Linked DNA regions of Mus musculus: all the other regions are linked to region 1. A link is a loop called in an ENCODE intact Hi-C map of the cell type or tissue named here. Cell type or tissue: heart. All regions are shown on one strand.

The links. Peaks named below come from ENCODE experiments on the same cell type or tissue, not always from the same donor. Only the 100,000 strongest peaks of a DNase experiment are listed, where the experiment ranks them.
Region 2: a loop joins it to region 1, with 20 times the contacts of the local background. A loop is called at or near these places in 41 of 42 quality-filtered maps.
Region 3: a loop joins it to region 1, with 2.2 times the contacts of the local background. A loop is called at or near these places in 6 of 42 quality-filtered maps.

What each region holds. Positions count from the first base shown.
Region 1 is chr4:15,313,126-15,321,125 of GRCm38, reverse strand. Gm29883 (a long non-coding RNA gene) reads right to left here. Exons shown (of 4, transcript XR_390426.2): 3 at 5,997-6,669. It overlaps Gm29829 (a long non-coding RNA gene), which reads left to right and starts at 3,703. Exons shown (of 3, transcript XR_390425.4): 1 at 3,703-3,852. In heart, a CTCF peak has its summit at 3,636 (motif pointing right); no DNase peak of the experiment used is centred here.
Region 2 is chr4:14,957,984-14,965,983 of GRCm38, reverse strand. Necab1 (N-terminal EF-hand calcium binding protein 1) reads left to right here. Exons shown (of 13, transcript NM_178617.4): 10 at 1-78; 11 at 5,899-5,976. Among named protein-coding and RNA genes, the nearest start is that of Gm11837, 31 kb to the right of the region's middle. In heart, a CTCF peak has its summit at 4,928 (motif pointing left); no DNase peak of the experiment used is centred here.
Region 3 is chr4:15,262,224-15,270,223 of GRCm38, reverse strand. It overlaps Tmem64 (transmembrane protein 64), which reads right to left and starts at 4,404. Exons shown (of 3, transcript NM_181401.3): 1 at 3,475-4,404. The coding sequence starts at 4,272. It overlaps Gm51436 (a long non-coding RNA gene), which reads right to left and starts at 3,467. Exons shown (of 2, transcript XR_003955370.1): 1 at 1-3,467. In heart, a CTCF peak has its summit at 3,515 (motif pointing left); DNase peaks (open chromatin) are centred at 1,473 and 4,523; H3K4me3 peaks cover 4,741 bases; H3K27ac peaks cover 3,021 bases.

The DNA.
Region 1 (8,000 bases):
AGCTTTACTCTAAGTGTTACTAATCAGATGTGATGCACATTTACTCCTAGCTTTACTCTAAGTGTTACTAATCAGATGTGATGCACATTTACTCCTAGCTTTACTCTAAGTGTTACTAATCAGATGTGATGCACACTTACTCCTAGCTTTACTCTAAGTGTTACTAATCAGATGTGATGCACACTTACTCCTAGCTTTACTCTAAGTGTTACTAATCAGATGTGATACACACTTACTCCTAGCTTTACTCTAAGTGTTACTAATCAGATGTGATGCACACTTACTCCTAGCTTTACTCTAAGTGTTACTAATCAGATGTGATGCACATTTACTCCTAGCTTTACTCTAAGTGTTACTAATCAGATGTGATGCACATTTACTCCTAGCTTTACTCTAAGTGTTACTAATCAGATGTGATGCACACTTACTCCTAGCTTTACTCTAAGTGTTACTAATCAGATGTGATGCACACTTACTCCTAGCTTTACTCTAAGTGTTACTAATCAGATGTGATACACACTTACTCCTAGCTTTACTCTAAGTGTTACTAATCAGATGTGATACACACTTACTCCTAGCTTTACTCTAAGTGTTACTAATCAGATGTGATACACACTTACTCCTAGCTTTACTCTAAGTGTTACTAATCAGATGTGATACACACTTACTCCTAGCTTTACTCTAAGTGTTACTAATCAGATGGCAGTAGTGTCCTTTCTTCTCCCACTATAGAAATCATGTCTGCAGCAGGAGTGCTGCCCATGTAGAATTAATTCCACAGCTCTTGACAGTTCTTTCATTACAACTCCCAAGTGTACGGTGTCAAGGTTTCCAAGACCTTGAGGGAGAGGGGGAGGGGGAGGGGGAGGGGAGGCAGAGGGACAGAGGGAGAGGGACAGAGGGAGAGGGAGAGACCAGGTTACCACTCCAGGTCCAAGGGTGTCCCAGACCTTTGGACCTCAGGCTTCTAACGCTTCTCGCACTAACACTGTCAGTGCTATGGCTGCAATCTTGGCTGTCACCCTGATCCCTTGCCTGCTCTGAGGTTTTTCTCTGTCTTGTCAGTGCACTGTTACATTTGCCAGTGACTGTCTGGTTCTGATGCTTCTGTATCTCAGCCTGCCTGGCTTCCACTCACACGGTGACCTCCTCATACACAACCACAAACCAACCATAGCAGACCTCTATGCTACGCTTATACCAGTGAAAGCATGATTTGTTTTGCTCTGAACATAAGAGTCCCTTGCTAGGCCATAGGAGCAAATACTTCCCCTTTGGTCCGGGTGGGTGTGGCTGCAGGGAAAGTTTTGTGCAAGCTTTGTGGAAGTGTTGTGCCAGCATCTTCAAGGTACCAATCATGCTATAGCCATGGTTGTCATGCCACTTTTGTCAATATAGCCATGTGATTTAAATCCTGCAGTGTGAGCCAAGACAAAGAAGAAAGAACAGCACAACAGCCAAATTCACATCCTGTTCACTCCATCATTGTTCATGATGTGAGCCTAGTGCTATCAAAGTTCTTGACTAAAAAAAATGTAGACAAAGTGTTGTGACTGCAGATTCCCAGGTTTGGAAAAGGGCACATCCACTGGGAATAGAAGCAATCATCTTGAGATGACTCCCATGAGTGGTGCTATGGAGAGAAAGAATGAGTAACATCTGTGAGACAGCAGAATAGCCGTAGATCATGGCAAGGTCACCATGCAGAAAGCCACGCACACTTTTCTGAAGAGACGGGTCAGGCAGTGCTGGATCTGGAGGCTTCTGAATCGATTGTGTAAGCAGCAGCCACAACAGTGACTCTTTCCAGAAAAGACTTCATTTCTAACAGACCTAAGCTTGAGTTATAGCTCAGCCACCCACCTTCATTGGCGTGGGTTTCTCAGAGCCTCAGTTTCCTTATCTCAAAGCAAGGTGAAATGAACTCTGTTCCCTTGGGTTATCATGAGGGCAGCAGATCAATTGCATGGTAACTGGCTCCCCTTTGTGGCCAAGGATGGTGACAGCTGAAGGCAAGAGGATATGATGTTGAGCTGATGACACAACTTGAGGATGTTCAGCCCTGCGCTGTGACTATAAGCCTCTGATGTGTTACGGGGCCATTGGAATGTATTGGTGGATGTGCCCTGGTTCCCTGCAGTGCATGGTACAATGGTCAAGGAGTAAGTGAGGTTTCGATGAATGTTTGAGTTTCTGCCCCTCCTGGTTTTGTAACATCATTGCTAATACTCTGTGTTTCTGAGTTTCTTGTCTCTGGCTTAGTGAGCTTTGATGCAGCATGGCAAGTTGTAGTTCATTACCAGACCGAAGAGTTCACTAATGCTCATCTTTCCACACCAAAGTGTGTATCCCACTAGTCGCCATGTGTCACAGTCCCTAAGATTCTTTGCTCACGTATTTCCCACCAATAGTCTTCTGTTTGTGAGATATCAACCATATGGCATCTCTGCTCACTTCAGCACTGGATTTTTAAAAATAAGCCAGTCTTTATAAACGTCACAGATGAGCCCTAGAAAGAGATTCTGTTGGTGAACTGATGGGTCTCCCAGTCACCGTAGCAGACAGGATCTTTAGATTTTTGCTACCATCTATGAATGACTAGATACATGCATTTTCTTAGACACAAAAGGAAGGGTTCCACCCCCACCTCCATCTTCTTCTTAGGTGCTCAAGAATACACAAATGCTTTTATTCTCCAGTTAAATATTCTAATGTGTCTGGGAGTATTGTCTATTATGACAAACTTCTAAAAAAAAACAAAACAACCATGTGAATACATGATTTACTTGCTTAAAGTTGAAATGGATTTTTATTTCATTCCTGCAAGATTTGAAAACAGCTTATTATTAAATCAAGATGGCAAGATGGCATATCTGGGGGAAGCGAATAGATAGTTTTAGACATATGAGCTCAGTGGATAACAGCATTTAAGCAACACACTAGTTCCAAAGCTTTCTGAATGTCAGAGTACAAAAAAAAAAAAAAAACCACAAAAAGAAATACACGTAAATGTCAGAAAAAAAGAAATACACATTAAGGTACATGGAAGTGCTCCTCAATTCTTAGCCTGGTAATGTCATAGCCCATCAAAAGGTCAAAACTCATTTAACGCATCTAACATCACAGCCCAACCTGTGATAATGTGCCCAAAGCACTTATGTTAGCCTGTGTTAGGGCAAATCATTTACCATAAACACTACTGTATAACGACAAGGTAATAGATAATTTGTGTAATCTATTAAAGATTGTATTTAGGTTGAAAACCATTTTGCTTTTTTAAAGTCAAATTTGGATCTGCCTATTTAAAAAAAAACATGTTAACCTATAGAATTTTCAAGTAGGAATTCATTATAGAGTGATACAAATAAGCTCTCTACTCATACCGGCCTTAACAGCATACCACATTCAGAGTGAACACCATAGTGTTTTCCAAGAATTACCTTAATTAGTCACAGTACAAGAATTATGCTAAGAAATCAATTCATTGGAGAATTCTTTTGAACTTTTAAAATTTTTATTCTGTGTGTGTATGCCTGAGAGAGAGAGAGAGAGAGAGAGAGAGAGAGAGAGAGAGAGAGAGAGAATGCTTGTGTGCACACTGATGTGCTTGTTTGTATGCATGTGTGGAGGCCAGAAGAGGGCATCAGATGTCCTTCTAAATCACTCTTTGCCTCTCTTCTTGAGACCAGGTCTTTCCCTGAACCTGAAGCTCATGTTTTCTAGGCTGGGCTCCTGTGTCTGCCCCACTCAGATCTGAAGTTACAGGTATTCATGGCCAAGGGTTGATCCTCATGCTTGTCCAGCAAGTGACTTAACAGCAAAACCAGCCTTCCAGAACTGGGTATTTTTCAGGTAGATACAGCTTTATTTTGTGTGTGATTCGTGTGTGTGTGTGTGTGTGTGTGTGTGTGTGTGTGTGTGTGATTCGTGTGTGTGTGTGTGTGTGTGTGTGTGTGTGCGTGATTCGTGTGTGTGTGTGTGTGTGTGTGTGTGCGTGATTCGTGTGTGTGTGTGTGTATGTGTGTGTGTGTGATTCGTGTGTGTGATTCGTATGTGTGCGTGATTCGTATGTGTGTGTGTGTGTGTGTGTATGTGTGTAGTATGTGCATGTACATGTGCTCACATGTGCTCAGTGGTTGCTAGGTATCTTCCTTGAGTTTGCTCTGCTTTATTGGGGTCGTGTCTCTGGCTGGAGCTGAAGCTCACCAATTCCATCTAATCTAACTAGCATTTCAAGGGATCCCCTCTCTCTGGCTCCCATGTACTAGGATCACAGAAGGGAATCACATCTGCAGGCTTTTGACATGGGCTCTGAGGATCTGGTCTGTAGTCCTCACACTTGTGGGCAAGTGTTGATCCATTGAATTATCTTACAGCCCTTATTAGAAAATTCTTTATTGGTAAGAAAGAAATACACGATTCTGACTTGTCTTAGTAATACCTTGCTTTTCAAATAAATAGAAAACAATTTTTATATATATATGTACATATATATATATACATATATATATGTGTGTGTGTGTCTGTGTGTGTATGTATGTGTGTATATATATGTCTGTGTGTGTATGAGAGAGGGAAAAAGAAAATTACATAGATATTAGAATATATATAAAAAGTAATTTCAATATTTTGTGCAGTACTTCTAAATGGATACTGCATCACATTGCGTTACTGTTTCACTGAGGTGCTCGATGGAGCAGCAGAGAGAACTTTAATGTGACCTCTGCTCAGCTCCCACTGGCCTCACTTGTCTAACCTGGGTTGACAGTGGAGATGAACTCTGATACAGATCCTCAAGGCTGGACGCCACAGTCTGTGAACACAGCTGGACACCACAGTCTGTGAACACGGCTGTCGCTGTTTGCTTTGGCTCACTGGAGAGTTTCACTGAAAGAATATATTTTTATTTGACTTTGACTAATATTTTACTAATACTTTTTAATATGGTCTTTATTCAAAGATCAAATTATTGAAGCCTGACAGAAGCTAGTATAGAAAAGAATCCTAAAGTTAATCTCCAGTGAGTTACTCTTTTGTCATCTAAAGTTCCTCAATGTGAACTTTTGACAAGACTGCCTTTCCTATCTGTGAGCTGACTCTGTGTTTAGAACGGGCTTGAGTCAATAGGCCAGTCCTGAAAAATCTGTGCAAACAATAGAAGGAAAGCAATGGACTACAAAAGGGAAAGGGAGGAAATGGCTGTTTAAGAAGAACTAGTAGGTTCTCATATCAGTTTTGAAGTTTCAATATATAATTAGTTAAATATATAAATACAAATAGGACAAGGCTCAACCGCAAAGATATTAAAAAGTTTAAAGAAAAGATTAATCCCTTTGGCCTAATTTATTTTAAAGTGTGTTTCCTGTGTCAATGGGATCTTCACTGGAACTCTTTGCAAAACAAATTGTAAACTGTGTTAGATAAGATTTTATCCATGAACATTCTGAACCTTTTCATCCCAGATCATTTCGTTGAGACAGAAAAATTAATATTAATCGTGATTAAAATTTTGTTACAAAAATTAAGACAGTTGGCAAAGTGTGAGCTCTAAAGCATGAGGACCTGAGTTTGACCTCCAGTACCGAAGTACAAAGTTGGGAGCATGGGGGTACACACTTGGAATCCCAGCTCTGGGAAGGTGGAGACAGCTGTGGCACACTGGCTATTATTGACTAATACCTAACAGAGGAACTCCAGGTTCAGTGAGTATATTCTTCAAAAATACAGAGACAGATTGAAAAGGACACCAGATGTCAACCTCTGGATTCTAAACACTGACATGTATCCACATTCACACTCATACACACACACACAAATGCACACTCACATTTGTTTAAACAGTGTAGATTCTTAAACTCACTAAAACGTATCAAGTCCTTATTGACAGCAAATTATAGTACCAGTGGCAAGAAAGAATTTATCAAACGGAGTTTGTAAAGCTGAAAATGCTCTACTATAATTATATAATTGGTTTCCTATATGGCATAACTGCTTACCATGAAGTCTAGGAGAAGGTAAGATGAACCAAATACACTCAAGGAATTAAGTAAAACTTTCACTGGCTGTGCGACGAAGGCCATTGAGTTCGATTGGTGAGGCACATCACTGCAAGCATTGCTAGCATCGCATAGGCGAACGTGGCCCTGTGATCAAGTGGATTAAAGGCAAGAGAGAACACTTCCTGGTTGTCTTAGTGAGCTGGAGGCAGCACTGAAGGTTGCAGTGTGTTCTGGCAGAGCCATCAAGGACACTGCACCCAAAACCTGTCAAGATTTTATACACACGCCAAGAAGTCATTCAGACACAATAAACTTCTGTTTCTTTCCCAGAAAGTCTGTGTTCTCAACATTTAGGACTTTTCATGAGGATTAAATAACATCAAATATATAAAAGAGTAATGCAAACTATAAACCTGTAAACATTTTATTATGCACATGTTTATTAGCATTCGCTTATTAATGAGGTTTGATATTTACCATCTTTTGTGTAGTCCAGTGGCTATGGATAAGATATATCCCATCAATCCATTCTGGTTGTCAATTAACTTTTTTAAACTTCTTTAAAAATGCCGACTCATCCTTCAAATATGTCATATCTTAACACAGCCTTTTCTTGCAGAATCAAGTTTCAGTTTTCTTCAGGATTTTGTATCAAGACTGCTTGCTGGCCCTTTGAGAATACAATGTCAACATCCTAATTTATTTTCAATTAGTGGTTAATTTATTTTAAAATGTGTTACCAATATTTCCCAGTCCTAAGAGTTTCCCAGAGCAGCCATGAGCATTGGGCCCCCACCTCATTTCTCTTTTGTGGAGCAGTAATAGGTCACATAAAATATTAATTAGCCTATTCAGAGCTAACTATCAGACGGAATACTTGAGGCTGCTGAAACCTCAGCAGCCTTCTGTGGCCAACCAAAAACACTGATCATTTCATCCTCAGTAAACTCTAGAACACAGAAAAGACATCTTCTTCAAAGCGCTCAGGTTTGGTTAGATAGTCTCCAATAAGCAATAGCAGCATTCCTATACAACTGACAGTGAGCCATGAATTGTGACCAAAAACAAAAGATGCTACTTCTATCCCCCAGTCAAATCATTTGTTCCTCCATTAATTAAGTTATTAACATTCCTAGTAACATAGTTATACTGGCTAGTTTTGTGTCAACTTGACACAGCTGGAGTTATCACAGAGAAAGGAGCTTCAGTTGAGGAAATGCCTCCACGAGATCCAACTGTAAGGCATTTTCTCAATTAGTGATCAAGGGGGAAAGGCCCCTTGTGGGTGGGACCATCTCTGGGCTGGTAGTCTTGGTTCTATAAGAGAGCAGGCTGAGCAAGGGGAAGCAAGCCAGTAAGTAACATCCCTCCATGGCCTCCGCATCAGCTCCTGCTTCCTGGCCTGTTTGAGTTCCAGTCCTGACTTCCTTGGTGATGAACAGCAGCATGGAAGTATAAGCCGAACAAACCCTTTCCTCCCCAACTTGCTTCTTGGTCATGATGTTTGTGCAGGAATAGAAACCCTGACTAAGACAATAGCCAGTAGGATATTTACATCTTCATTTTGATATCATTAAAAGGCAAATAATAACTTTAAATAAAATTATTATTTAAATATTATTTTCATATTTTATTTTCCAGCTAGAATTTTCTTACTTATTAAAAATCTAAAATAAATATCTGAATATGAAGAAGTTGACAAACCTAATGTGCTATGCTTTATAAGGTACAATCTTTTCCCCCCTCCCCTCTGCTTCTATGAGGGTGCTCCCCAGGCACCCATGCACTCCTGTCTCATTGCCCTAGTATTCCTCTACATTGGGGCATCAAGTCCCCACAGGACCAAGGGCCTCCCTTTCCACTGATGCCAGATAAGTCCATCCTCTGCTACATAAGCAGCTGGAGCCATGGGTCCCTTCATGTGTATTCTTTGTTTGGTGGTTTAGTCCTTGGGAGTTCTGGGGCTTCTGGTTGGTTGATATTATTGTTCTTCCTATGGGG
Region 2 (8,000 bases), 360 kb after region 1:
AGAAGAGGATCTGGAAGAATTCCAGCTTGCTCTGAAGCACTATGTGGAGAGTGCTTCAGCTCAAAGTGGATGCCTGCGGTGAGTGCTCATATGCAAGCCAGCCCCTCCCCCACTGCCAGCCTTTCACCCTTGGCAAAAGTGGGAGGTTTGATGGGGGTGGGGGGAGGTTCCAGAGCATTCTTCAGTATGAGGTTTTAGCTAGAGCAATAAGACAATTAAAGGAGATCAAGGGGATACAAATTGGAGAAGAAGAACTCAAAAGTATCACTAGTTGCAGATAATATGATAGCGTATACACAAGTGACCCCAAAACTTCCACCAGAGAAAAATTATCAAGCTGATAAACACCTTCTGTAAAGTGGCCGGACACAAAATTAACTCAGAAAAACCAGTAGCCTTCCTTTATATAGGCATTTTCAAATCCTCCTGTTAAATTCTGCGGAGCCATCCAGCCATCTAGGTTATGACATTTGCAGAGTTTAGCAGGATATTTTGTTTGATCCTTGAACCAGCGTTGATTTAATCATTTGGCACACCGAGGGAAATAAAATGGAAATAAACTGTGAATGAGGAAGGTTTCAAATAGATCGAAATTTCCCCCTTCTGCACACAGCAACCAGCACTCGTTGAAAATCATCTTTGTAGAGAAGGCTTTCACTCATGGGGGTCTGGCTTTGATTGCCCTGTGGACTAATGATCATTTCTGCCATTGTGGAAATAGAAGGGCTCTCCAAAATTATGCTCTCAGACCATGATTATTTCACAGAAGCAGCGGCAGCATTTATTTTCTCTCTTCACTTCATAGCTTCCTCTCAGCTGTTATGTAAAGAGTAATAGAACATGCTAAACTGCATCTGTAGTTTCTTGATATGACTGGTCCCGTAAATCAGTATGTGCATCATTTTCCACAAACAATGGTAGAATTCCTGCCATGGGAACTCTACAGTGCCCCTCCAAGGCATATCCTGTCGAATGCTAGCTCTTTGTCTAGACACGGAATCCCATATACACGGTCATCTGTCCATAATCCAGCAGTATGTGTTGCTTCTTAACATGCCTCAGACCTGGCCAGGCTGCTCCTTAAATATCCACTCAGCTGCTCTCTCATGCTGTCAGACATCCACAGCACAGGCCCAAACTCACCTGTTTTCAGAAAACTTCCACAACATATACCCCTTCCTGTGAAATTATTTCAACTGCATTCCCTAATGGTCTTTAAACATTAGCAGATGTGTGTTTGTGTGATGTACAACTGTCTTCATAGAAACACATGTATTATGTCTGTGTTCTGCTCTTCTTCCTGGTGGTTAATTAATTTTTTATTTATGGTGAAACCTACTTATCAGGTCTTGGGAAAAAAGCTAGAAGGAAACGGGAATTAAAGCCAGGGATACACAGCCTTGTGTCTTGGGCAATCTCACTGACTGCAAACCTCAACTTTCATCATCAAGAACCTCATGAAGGCAGACATGCTCACACCGGCCTGTGGTCCCAGCTCCTTGAGACAGGAAGATAACGCAATGAGGCATTGCCGAAGTGACAGAATGAGTTCAAGTCCAACCTGGGCAATTTTAGTGAGACTTTCTCTCAAACACAGAAAGAATTATGAATGTACTACAGAGGTAGAACTTGACTAGCATGTATTAGCCTTTGGATTCAATCCTTAGTACACACACACACACACACACACACACACACACACACACACGTCTCATGAAATGTTTATATGTAACGTTTATGTGTGAACTACCCAACAGTATCTTCCATCCACTGAGGAATGAAATGTGAGCTGCAGTCACCAATGCCTTCTTCCTGGCTGCTCTCCCATCTCTGCAGTATGAGCATCACTAACTCCTCACAACTTCCCAGTGTGGCCTCTGTAACAGACACTAGGAAAGGCTGCACTTCCTTGATTGCTATTCTACTTTGTGTCAGGGTCATAAAAGCACAAATAAAAGCATTTTACTCTTGGAAGAATTAGAGATTTGCCAAGGCAGGGGTGTATGTAGTTTTTCAAAGCCTACTCATTTAAAAATAAAACTGCTTCAAAAATACAGAAAGGCACCTATGCAATTGAAGAAGGTTGAACTCAGTAAATGCTTTTTGAACTGACAAAGATAGAAAGAAGAAAAGTCTATGCCAAATTCCCATGCTGGTTAGATGTTTTATATTCATTAAAAAGGTACAAAAGTTTTCAAGATTCTGAAACACTATTTTCAAATGCTGTGGAACCTGGGTGCAAATAGCCCCAGAAGAGAAGGAACCTGCTGTGGGTGGGTCAGAGAGTTAGAAAATCTGTGATGCTTGGTGCAAACCATGCGGAATCAGGAAGAACTGTCCCTGCTGTGCATGGAGGCGAGGAGAGGAGAGAATCCATTTCCTGAAGGATAGACGTGCAGCCTTGCCTTTTCCTTCAAACACCGCTGTGTTTCTTAGTGGACTTCATGCACTTCATGCAGATTCTGCAGCTAATTTCGTTTGCAGGGGTCGTCAGGATGTATACAGATGTAATGAGTGTCAGAAAACGACCACACGGGTGGAACACCTGTGGAAGAGACATTGCCCATTTAATTCAGTTTTTTCAGATGTATAAGTGAATCAGTTATGTTCTCTATGTGTTGTTGAATCATCAAATGCCACTAATGTCAGCCATTGGGATCCTGTGTACCCTCCACAGCTGCCTAGTGCTGAGTCGGTGAAGCGCTATGAATTAGCAAGGATTCATCTCCCATAGTGCTTAGCCAAGCCTCACCACACAAGACGAAGAGTGCTGCCATGGGGTGAAGCCTTAGAAGATTAGCAATTTTGCATCAATTTTCTTATTTAGTTTTCACGGGAATCATTACAGGCATATATTGCACCCAGCTTAGACAAAAAAAAAAAAAAAAACAGGGCTCTGGTGCATTAAAAAACTTGCTCAAGATTCACTCAAAACTGCGTGTTTAATCTTTCTCATCTGTACTTAAAAATAGTTGAATTATCTTTGTGACTAACTGGGGGTTGAGTACAAACACAAGATCCTTCAAGTTCCAGTAATATCAGTAATAATCTTGTTAGACTCAGGCAACTGAATTAGAACTTGTTCTGAGTATTCACCAAGAAAGTAGAAGTCCGAGGACAGACAGAGGCTGGGCCAATTGGGTCTTTAAAGACTGGTGAGGGCTAACAAGGTGGCTCAGGGTGTGAAGGTGCTTGCCATCAAGCCCAATGGCCTGAGTTCAATGAGATCTATGTGATGAAAGAAGAGAACTGACTTCCACAGCTTATCTCTGACTTCCGCACACCCATCCTGTATGCACGCTGGTACACACACACACACACACACACACACACACACACACACACACACTTGGAGAAAAACTCAGGCAGATCATTCATGTGAGTTGCTATATAATGATATATCATTATATGCTGCGCACTTTCTGTGCAATTACAAATGTTCAGCAGATTTTGTAAGAGAGCAGCAGTGGGATAAATGGATAGACAATGTGCTCTTAGAATAGTCCTCAACACGAGACAGGAAATAGCTCCTGCCTTCAAATGCTTCTTATGATCAAACATTGGAAACAGAATCCCTACTCATTAAGGTAGTGGGCAAATCAAATCATATTCTTGTCCTAAAATTCGCTAGTTTTTGTTTTTGTTTTTGTTTTTGTTTTGTTTTTTTCCCATTGGAGCTAAGTGATCTCTGAGGCTCTCAGCTGCAAAATTCCTTTGGATGTGGTCATATTTCCAATGCCAGGGGCCTAGGAACCATGTCTGGATTACATGCCAAGACTCGATCTTGAGATACCCTTAAGAACTAATGGGGTGCACTGAAGTATTATTAATCACTAATCTGTAAGGATAAGATAAACTATGGTAACTAAACCCAGACCTCTGTTTGTAGAAATGTGGGGTGCCTCTCCTGTTACTTCTTTTTCCCACTAGTTTGGCCCTGTGGGTTAAGCAGGGCAGGCACTCAGAGAAGAAAGAAAGCCAAGAGTAAGAGGGCCTCCTCTCCATTCCTCATACAACCATTTCACAGAGGGGTAAACTGAGATTGAGTAACGGGTTAAAGGTGGCACACTTGATGAGAGGTAGTTCTGTTAAGACATTCTTTACCCCATCACCCTATAATATCCTTCCTACCTAATCCTCAGTCTTTCACAAGCTTGGGTATTGTGCTAATGTGAATTTCACTGGGAGGGCAAGGCTGAGAATCAAACACCTGCTACACTAGTGCTCTACCAATGACATATGTCTTCAGTGCTTGCTTATTTGAGGGATACCACACCAGCTAGCCAAGGCTAGACTCCAACTTAAGATCCTCCTGCATCTGTCTTTCAAATGCTGGAATTACTAAGTTTATAGGCCTTTCTGTGCTAGTCCAGAAAATGTAATATTTTTATAGCACAATTACTGGGCTTTTAATATAATGAGTAATATCAATAATTAGTTTGCAAGAGGCAATTAATGATGACCTGAAATATTAGGGTGGATGTTTTAATCTTTATCCTAAAAAAGTAGAGTTGAAATTTGCCCGATATACTATTAGGTTCTATTTGAGCATTAGGGACACCTTCAAGACACTGAATAAGCTATCAGTTCTCGTCCCAGATAAACATATATAAGCACAGTAGTTTTCAGGCCACTGCAGAGGCTTATGGGAAAAGTCACAAAGCTTACCGTGAACTCCTGGGGTCAGAAAATTACAAACTCTCTGATGTACTAAACTATTACCATATAGCAAACACTTATTCAGAAAAATCTTAAGTTGAACTGGCAACATTAGCACATCATACCCAAGGGACCAAATTATATTTTAAAAAAAAAACAGTATTACAAGAATAAGGGAAAGAAAATATCTTTTAAGCATACTCCACACTGCCATGAGCAGGATCTTTTAAAACTAAAATAGATTTCAATTCCGTTCGTGAAGTTACTGCCACCTGGTGGTCACAAATAGGTAAATCCTAAATCTGCATTAATTTCATCGGTAGAGTCTTAAATATACTTTGAAACATTAGACTAAGAAAGATGTCATTGAGTTTTACATGCATCTCAGGTCTGTTTCTTCTTACACAAGCTCATGACCCTCATGGCCACGTCCCTCTGTCGCGCTGTTCTGATGTTGATGTGGATCGTCCTCATCTGTGTTCTTGCTTGTTTAACTTTTCTCTAGGCTTTATATGACAGCTGCCCTCTATTACACTCTACACGGCCATGAGCAGGACAGTTTTAAAAACGAAGAATTTTTAGTAAATTTTGGCATGAGAGATGTTTAGTAACATTTTCAAATGGGGGACTGTAAAGATGCTCAGTGGATCACTAGCTGCTCTTCTAGAGGACTCTGGTGAATATTTGAAATATTCACGTGGTGGCTCACAACTCTTACCCTCATTTCAGGGAAATATGATATCCTTTTCTGACCTCCATGGGCACCAGGAATGAAAATGGTGCACAGATATATATAAAACACAAAATACACAACTAGGAACTTTGAATAAGTGTTCAAAGATATTAATCTAAAACTGTATGCCAAAATAGATACCCTGAGCTATTCAGTTCTTGATAAAGCCGTTTACTATTCTTCCTGGCTCAGGCCACTTTGTTTCTTATACATATAGGTAACATTGTTGTATACTACATATACAGATGAGAAATTTTGGTTGTGTGAGTGTAGTGTGTCATGGGTATGTGTGTCAGCGAATGTGTGGGCACACATGTACACCCTGGAGGCCTGAGGCTGTTGGAAGTCTTCCTTGGTTGGTCTCCACATTCTTCATTGAGGCAAACTTAGACAGCTTGCCATGAAGATCTTTCGAGTTGGTATTTCTACTTTGCCCCGAGTCATCTCCCCTACGCCTCTGTCTGCTTCTGTAACTTCCAAGGCCCAATCATGCCTTTCTATTGCAGTATCTCTATACAGAAGCTCTCAAACGAATCTCGCTACATGATTTATGAGTTCTGGGAGAACAGCAGTGTGTGGAACCGGTAAGTTCCGAGGAAAAAATTACTTGTTTTCTGTTGGGGGTGGTGGCAATGTACACGATGAAGCGTTTAGACTGTTGGAAAAGATTTATTTGGTGCTAGAGATGAACCAAGGACTTAAGCGTGCTGAGTAAGCACTCCATCACTGTTACATCCCAGAAGCCCTGTAAGTTTATGCTCTGAAATGAAGTCCATTCAGTTGCCCAGGACGATCTTGCACTTACTCTATAACCCAGTCATGTCTTGAATTTGAAATGCTTTAGCCAGAATTCCAGACCTGCACCACCAGGTCTGAGGTGTTTACTTCATCTTAAAACTTGCCTTCCTTGTTACAATAAATCCTACAGTTGTCAGAATTTATTTCATACTGATCCCACCTTAAGTATTTGCATTTTACTGATGCTCTTGGTGAAACAGAATTCAACAAGTGTGGTGGTTTGAATAAATGCCCACCCCATAGACTTATGGTTTGAATGCTTGGATCATAGGAGTGGCACTATTAGCGGATGTGGTGCTGGAGAAAGTGTGTCACTGTGGGGGCAGGTTTTGAGGTCTCATATGCTCAAGCTACATCCAGTGTGACAGAAAGGCTCCTGCTGCCTGTGGGTCAAAATGTAGAACTCTCAGCTCCTTCTACAGTACCATGTCTGTCTGCATGCCACCATGTTAATAATGAACAAAACCTCAGAACTGCAAGCCAGCCCCATTTAAAAGTTTTCCGTTATAAGAGTTGCCATGATCATGGTGTCTGTTCACAGCAATAGAAGCCTTAACACACGAGGGCCGTGGGTGTTAAGGAGGATAAGTGATTGGGCATCATGCTTCATGAACTATATCATTTTGCTCTGTGAATATCATTCTGCTTCATTTAAACTATACACAGTGGTCAATATGTTTTTAATGTCCTTAAAACATTACCAAAAAAATACAAAAAGGAATAAAAGACATTGGAAAAAGTTACAAACCAACTTTGAGAGGAAAAATGTAAAAAAAAAATTTTTTTTTTATAAAGTGTGGAAAATCATGCTATGTTTTAAAAAAATAAAATAAAAAGGTGGCAGAAAGCACATGGGTGCATAGAGCGTGCTCCAGGGTAGTGACAGGAGCTAACATAGTTCAAACTGAGGGCAGGGGGTAGTTTATAGTGTTTTGTACTTAGTGATTGTTTCATGATCTCCCACACTTTAATCAATGGTGTTTTCTTTCCTGTTCCTTTCTTGACAATTTGGAGAGAGGAAGAAATATGTTACTGTCTTTTGTCCTTAATGACTATGTTTCTAGCTACAATAAACCTAATATTGGTAGCTGTTGGTCATCACAATTTATTTAAGTGTAACTCAACTCCTATACTTAAAAGTATTCCAGTGCTGTACTATGTCACAATCTAGTAAATTTACTAACAAATATGCAATTTTAAATATGACATGAAGGAACTTTTTATTCTATTACATAAACAGTTCCTGGTGATTTTAGGTAGCACAGAAAATATAACTCTCACTATCAGTGTTTGGAAGTGCTAAATATAGTAATAAAGGTAAGAGAAGTCTGGGAAGTTCAACTGATTTGTATTTCATCTTACATTGTTTTTTGTGGCTTCAAGGGGCAGTCCAGGGACGCAGCAGAGTGCTTGCCTGGTGAGAAATAATTGGCACTCACTGTGTAGTAATGAAGACACAGTCAGTACCAACTATAGCACTTCAGGCAGGGACCCTGACAGCAACTCCAAGCATTCTGGCCTTGTTAAAGATAGTTTAAATCCCACCTCATTCTCCAATCATGGAAAATTTACAGTTCCTGTTCTTTACATATGAACATATCAAGTTGCTTTTCATTTGTCCATTTCTCCTGGGATTTAGCCTACCTCCCAATGTAGCATGTCTAATATGCTTATCCTAAATGCCTTTCATTTAAATTTTGTGACAATTACTACTCTGTAGATTCTACTAAAGTTAAATAAGCATCAAGAGCAGACTATATCTGGGCATTTAGTTCAAACCACTCCAAATCTTGACATCAGGTTGGATTTG
Region 3 (8,000 bases), 51 kb after region 1:
GGAACAAATTTATTATTGTAAATTTTTTAAATTTTAAATTATTGTAAATTATTGTAAAGTTGGTCAAAATTTATGTTCATCGTACATAACTGCAAAATGGTAAAAGTTGAAAGGCTGAGTGTCTGGGGATCTCAATGTGAACTCTAGTTTAGAATCACACAACATGGTGAACTCAGTCATCTAGTTCCTTTCCTTTAAAACTGAAGTCAAAGGAGGGTATGTGAACTCACAGAATACGACAGGCAACTTGCTCATGCCCATGACCGTGTAGCTTGCTCAGGCTAGGAAAAATCGAGATCACTACAAGCGACACTTTAAAGCAGAAAATGCAGTTCCTTACTGACAGCAACCAAGTGCAAAGCAATGGCTCTGCCAGCCCAAATTCCAGAGTCAAAACAACATACGGCAGTGGGTCCTTCCCCAAAGCTAAGTTTGACACAACCCATACCAAGCAGAATAAAACTTCCCTTTTGGGCCACCGAAAACTAGAAGTTATCACTACAGCCTAATTTAGGCTACCATGAATACTCTAGTAAGAAAAGCATACAAGCCATCTCAAATGTGTCCAGTTAGGAACCGTCCTCAGCAAGACGCAAACTCTAAGTCCCGAGATCAGGACAACATGCAACGAGACCTGCAGATACAGGGTTTCCTGCAGATACAGGGTTTCCTGCAGATACAGGGTTTCCTGCAGATACAGGGTTTCCTGCAGATACAGGGTTTCGCCAATGGCCCTGCAGAGAGGGAGAGGTTTTACCTGTTCCCCAGAAGAAATGATGGGAGAGAGAAACACACTTGAAGAATTTTGTTTCTTATAGCTCAAGGATCAATACTATGTAGTGATATTTTCTATTTTGAGAGTATCAAATGTTGTGTGTGAGCTTGCTAATCTCTTTCTAGCATACAAGAGAGAATTAAAGAATTATGGTTAATAATTAGAAGCAAAGGGAGCCCTTTTTCATTTTCCATATACTCAACTTTTACAACTGGCTTCTGCACCAACAATAGGATGGGCAAGGAAAAATAATGCCTTCAAAGCAGTAGCTTAGTAGATACGCATGACTCTACAGCACCTACAAATGAGGAAGCATAGATGTCACGTAGCAGGAACCAAGCAAAGACTATTTTTTCAAAACCTGTGCTTTGTCTGACTTTTATACCTAAGTTTCTCTTTGCGCTAATTATATTCATGGTCATTGAGAAAATGAGAAGTTAGTCTCAACAGGAGGGGGGCAGTACTTTAAAAGACTCAATAAGGAGAAAAGTAGAAGACCAAAAAGTATGCTTGGCTAGGTATGATCGGCAGGAAGCCTTGAGGGTGGAGGCACAATGACGGTCTAGAAGGCGAAAGGGAGAAATCAGGTTAAAGCCAACTTCACCCTACACTGTGCTTTCTCGTCTCACAGATCCTGAGCAAGCACAGCCAACTGCTGAGGTTGAAAGGGCCTCTCCTGCGAGAAGACAGCCGAGGAGGATGTGAATCAACAGACCATATCCAGTGGCTTCCTGACCTATCCTGCCTGTTTGTGTTTGAGAACTGTATAGAAACACACACTGCATCAGCTGATTACATGTTGCAACTGCAGTTCTGCCTCGGCAGGTGACTCTAAAAGTTCCAAGATAAATAAATGAGGCTTTGTTTTCTTCTATCTAAAATGGTAACAATATCCTCCTGTAATAGAATTTTTTATTTTTTTCTCCTGATCCAGTAATGCCAAAATGAAAGGCTCCTGACCCCTGTTAAACTCAACTACAAACTGAGTAACCTCAAACTATTTGCAGTAGTATAGTACTTCTTATGAATTTAATATATACGAGACATTAGGAAAGGAAAAAGTTGTAATCAGTATATATCTTCCTCAATATCCATGACTTTACTAGCTAATAAATATTCCATGAAGAAACAGAGAGGGCCACAGGCTGAGGCTCTGTCTAAGCCATAGGTCAAAGTCTGGCTCTACCACTTATTTACTTCCGAGACGACCATAGGTGATTACAACATAAAGAGCAAACAGTAGATAAACACTGAAATGCAAGTCAGACTCTTACATATATATCACATGTAATCCCAGTAGCCTAACAGGCCAGGCCCAATACTTTCCTCACTTTGCAAACAAATTAAGGTGCAGAAAGAACAAGACACCTTAGCCAAGGTCAGCAGACGCCTAAGACAGGACAGCAGACTACCAGCATAGTCTTCTCATCTGTTGTAGGCAACAACTATTGGAAGTCATGTGTACCAGCTGAAGAATGGAAGATACCTGGAGAGAGCCTAGAATAGCAGTTGTCACATACTATGTAGACAAGAAAAGATGCAGGTTGTGCCAGAGACAGATCACACCACCAGAATTAAAACTATACATGCTCCTAATCCTCCATCATATTTCCAAGCCTTGGTACAGCTGATCTATTATAAGGCTGATCAAAGTTTATGTTCATATTTCACAACATGAAACAATAAAAGCTGAGAAAGGCTGAGGCCAAACTTACTGCTATCTCTCAATACATGCAGTTTCCTTTCAGTTGACGGGTGCATACCTGGGAATCTCAGGTATGAACTCTAATGTGCAATCACTGAATGTGGGAAACCCATTCAGTCTTTTTTCTGGAAAGTCAAAGCTGGGCATGGGGATTCATGTTTGTAATACAGCACTAAGGGAGGTTGAGGCAGGAGAATCACTGCCAGTCTAGGGTCAGCCTGAGCTACTCAGTGAGTTCTAGGATAGCCTGGGCTAGAAAACAAAACATAGTCGGATTAGGTTTCATAATTTGTCCTAAGGCCATAAAGTTCCCATCAAGTGGTTGCCACCTCACCAGCAATGATTTATACCTTTAACTCAGGTGCATCCTCGCTATAGAAGCCTACACAGAATAAACTAAACCTCTGACCATAAGTGCAAGAGTCTTTAGATAATGTGTGTAAGAAGAGCCGGTGCTCATTTTGTTTTTATGAACCACCCAGGTGACTTCAAATAGAGTTCTAAACAAAGATAAACAGGATTCTCAGCTTTTCCAAGACAGCAAACTACTTTTAAGAAGCTTACTACAAATTTAGGAAACTCCAAGAACTTGGGGTCTACTGCTGTCTCCTCCTCCACTGTTAAAAACAAAAGCGATCCATGCTCCAATATAACCAGAAACCTGAATCTGAACCCTGCTGCATTTATGCAGGGCAGAGAGAAAGCTGGGGAAGTCAAGTCACAAAGCTTTATGGCTCAAGAGCTACCAAAGTACTTTTTTTTTATCAAACTCATACACAAACACACGCACGGGGGGGGGGGGGGGGGATAGTTCTTTATCAGGTCTTCCAAGGGGCTGTGTTATATGAATTTGTAGTGTAATTTTTTTCAGGGTGCCATAAAAATGTCAATGACTCTTCTGTCATACAGAGCGCCTCCTAGGGTGGTCACAAGGCCTCTAAAAGACAAATTTGGAGAGAGCACGAGAAGGAGGGGCCAGGGGGACCCCACTTACCGAAAACACTGCATTCTGAAGCCCAAAAGGTATGGGAGTCAGCCGGGCCAGCGCCACCACCTTCAGGCCGCTTCCTCCCTCCACGACGCGGATAACGGCGCTCAGCTTGTCGCTGTTCTGGATCCTGGCAGCCACCCAGGCGGTGAGTAGCCGCTTGCAGACCACATGAGCGATAAAGGTGCCAATGAGGACGCCCACCACCATGAGCCCCATGCCTAGCACGAAGCCGTACAGGTAGCCGGCCGCCACATTAAGCACGATGTAGCCCCAACCGCAGGGGAAGGAGACCACGATGAAGCCCACGACGAAGAGCAGGACACCGAGCAGCGAGTCGAGGCTCTCCACCCAGAGCAGGAGGTGCTGCAGGTAGCGGCGGACCAGGGCCAGGGAAGCGAAGCACAGGGCGGCCAGCACGCACACCAGCACGAGGCTCCGGCACCAACAGGTGCTGCCGAGGCAGCAGCAGCGCCAGTTTCTCACCTCGGCCACCCCGACCACCACGCCGCCGCCGCTCCCGGGGCCGCCTGCCAACGCCCCGGCCGGCGCCGGCAAGTCCGAGGCCGCGGGCAGACCGTGGCGCTCCAGATAGGCGCCGAGCAGGGCGCCCGAGGCCGCCGCCGCAGCAGCAGCCGCCGCCGCGCTGGCCCCGCCCCCGCGGGGAAGGCGGTCCTCCGAGCGGTCCCCTCCCGCTGTCCGCTCCGGTGCCCAGCGGCCCGGCTGCTCCACGACTCCCGTCCGACCGGCGTGCTGCAAGGCCCGGGGCAGCGTGTGGGGCAGGCTCCCACCGGGGTTCCGCATGCCTCGGCCTCAGCCGGCCAGTGTCTCCACTCCCGCCGCGTCCCCCCGCCTGCGGCCTTCCATGGCACCCCGCACGCCAGGCCTCGGCTCCCTGCGTCCTCTCGCGGGGAGGGAACGGCCGGAGAAGGGCGGCAGCGGCGGTCGAGACGCGGTCCCGCCGGGAGTCGGTCGAGTCTGGACCCCGCGCCCGCAGAGCCCGCCCCCTTGGGCCCGAGGGGCGGGGCACGCGCAGAGGGGGCGGAGACATAGCTGGGTGGTCGGTCACGCCCCCGTGACGCCCGGCTGGTGCTGCGGATGAGTGGCGAGGTACCCGCGTCTCTCAGGCAACGGAGGCCTCGGCTGCCCGGGGCAGAAGAGTGAGGCGGAGGGAGGCCACGGGAAGCGGAAAGGGGACCCGGGGCTGCGCGCTCTCAGCTTCCACGGGCGCGCGCGTGCCTGCGTGTCAAAGACCCTTGGCCGCAGCTGCTGGGACTCTTGCCAAGTGCCTCTCTTTGGCTTCTGATTGACCTTTCCTGCAAACCAGCAGTGGGGTGTCGCTCTCCCCCAAAAGCTGTCTGGCGACTTTAGGGGAGGAGTTCTTATCTGTTCGTAGGAGGATAATTGTACCATCCCAGAGAGCAAAGTCTCCCAGTGGCTTCTAGATAACTCGGTTGTTTAGGAGCCCAGGGAATTGGTTGTGAAGAGCCACTCTTCAGAGAATGTGCCTTCTAGACCCTAGTCCTTTCCTGAATGCCAAGCACTGTGCTGCGTAGAGTGGAAAAGATTCCTCAAAAGACCTTTATAAAAAGGGTTGCTGTTACCAGCCCTTTCACGAGCTATGTATAGACTTATGACTGACCCAGTGCTAGGAGAGCAAGGTAAGGAATCAAAGATGTTAGCTAGAGTTCTTATCTGAGATAGTAGATAGAAGAAAGCCATTGACTTAAGGAAAATATTACAACTATGTACAAATGAAGTTGATGCATCAGAGTTGAGATGTCCATGATATCCACCCAAAAGTGGCATTCCAGTGGATGTTTGAAAATAGGAATATGGCGTTGACATGAATTATCACTCCTAGAAATTTTGACATTGATACACAGGCAACCGTTAAGACCATGGTTATGGATGACTGAATAGTAGTAGGTGTACTAAATATTCCCTGTATTCTCTACTCGGTCATAGTAGGCTGACTTCTATGTCCAGGCCTCGTGTTTGGGTCAGTCTCCACGATATATTCTGCCAAGTGACTTGTGACTAGCTTTTAGATGCTTTAGGAACCTTCCAAAATCCTTTCTCTCTTTGCCATTGTCAATTATTGGTGTTCCACAGAGTGAAGAGTAAGAATCCCAGTTACTTCTTGATGGAAGTATATAAATGAGTGAGAAGAAAAACCACGGACATGTGAGAGTTATATTATCAGGGCACTGTGATATCATCACTTCTGACTGGTGTGAATGAGAATAAGTCTGAGAAATTAAACCTTGAGGCATCAATATGCTACTTGGACCTTGTGAAGAGAATCCGAAAGACTGCCGAAATATTACTTAATATTTTATGATGATGATCATCATCATCATCTAGGCACTCCTATTTCCGTTTCTGCTCTGTCATTTACTCCCATACCGTACAGAAGCCTTGTGTTCGCTTCCAGTTCACATTGCAGACTAAAATCCAGATGCGGAGCCCTTAGCTCTGAGCCAGCTCTTGGGCTGCCAGCGCTCTGCACAGGCCAGTCTTGGATCAGTTCACCCATATTTATGCAGCACATGCCTATCCAAGATAACCATCTGTGTCCACTGGGCACAGTGCTCTGGCCACTGCAGTGTAAACTGTAACTGGACGTTTCCACTCTTGTGCCACTAGAATTTATTTCTTGTAGAATTATGAAGATTACATTTTACAATGGGAAAGGAGGCTTGCCTTGCTGCATTACACAGCATGATCAGCCTAAAACCCTTATGGGAAAATATTAACTCTCTCCCCTGGCCTACAAAGGTGTTTATGACCTCACCTGGCTGCCATCCCTACCTCACTGCCCTTGCCCTTCCCACACTAGCACACTGGCCTCCTAGCTCTCTCTTGCATTCGCAAGTCTCCTACTTGAGGTTGTTCACACTCTACCTCTGCTGACCTCTCTCTGGTGAATAGTCTTCCCTTGTCTCTTAGAAAGTCTAGTTTCCCTTTCCTTACTCATATTAAGCTCTGCAGGCCTCTGTTCAAAGATGACAGCCCTGATGACTCTCATCTGAAGGACCAGTCTGCCTGCCAAAGAGCTGTGGTACTTTTCTCCTAGCACAAGCCCTGCCTGAGATTTCCCTGTGTATTTTATCCTTCACTGTCTGTCTTCCCCAACTAAAGACACTGTGGAAGTTGCCATTTTTATTGTCTGGTGAGGCCGGATAACCTAGCTTCCTAGAATACCTGACAGACTTTGAATTTTAGGTTAACCTCCCAAGTCATGTGTTCATTATGGAGTTTTAATACATAATTTGTTCTTATTGCCCCACTCTCCTATTGTCTTCCTCTCCCCCTGACCCACTCTTAATAGTCTCCTTCCCGCTTAATTCCCTTCTTCATTCATGTAACAATTTGTATATTCTGTAACCATCTCTTTCACTCTTCCCTGCTTCCTTCAGACCTCTGACTTTGTAGTTCAACACACACACACACACACACACACACACACACACACACACACACATACATGGTTTCACATATGTGAGAGTAAGTCTTTGAGTCTGGTTTAGTTTACTTAAAAGATGTGTTACAGCAGGGCAGTGGTGCCGCACGCCTTTAATCCCAGCACTTGGGAGGCAGAGGCAGGCAGATCTCTGAGTTCAAGGCCAGCCTGGTCTACAGAGTGAGTTCCAAGACAGCCAGGGTTACACAGAGAAACCCTGTCTCGAAAAACCAAAAAAAAAAAAAAAAAAAGATGTGTTACATCTTTATTTCTACAACGTCATAAGTTCATTGGAGCTGAAGAAAAATTGCTTATGTTTATGTATCACATATGTAACACATTTTCTGGATCTATTCTTTTCCTTAGTATGTTTATAGGAAGGTTCCATTTCTTAGCAGCCATAAACGTGAATATGCAAGTACCTCCATAGTACATTACAGTGTCCTTTGGGTATATTCATCCAGGAATGGTATAGTGGAATAGGTTTTTTTGTTTATTTATAATATAAAGTTTTTGGTTTGCTTGTGTTTCAGGAAATATTAAAAAATGAACCTGTCAATTCTCTGAGCTCCTGCTTCTCTCAACCCGCCAACTCCCCAGAGGGGCCAACAGGCTTCTGGAGCTCCTGCCACCATCAACTCTCTCCAGCCGCACCCCCCACCCCCAGCATCTGGCTCACTTGTCCCTGGAGCCTCTAGTTCCCTCTCTGCCATCAGAAGTCCCACATACCAGTAACCAAGTAAAGCAAAACTCTTGAACCTTATAATTAACCAATCAGATTTATGTATCAATAAATTCTCAATTTACAAGAAGCCAATACAATAATTTCAGAACCAATTGATAATGATAAAAGCTATATCCTAATTATTCTAACCTTATGATATCATAACTACCTGTGGCTGGTTAAAGCCACCATGGTGCACGTCTGCCTCCATCTTTCTCTTTCTCCCCTGGGATGCTCTCTGGCTCTTCAACTCTTAGCTCGGCCTTCCTTTTCCCTGTCCAATCACAGGCCTCCTGCTGCCCTAATGTAATTGGACAGGAAAAATTCTGGGACATGCTTGGT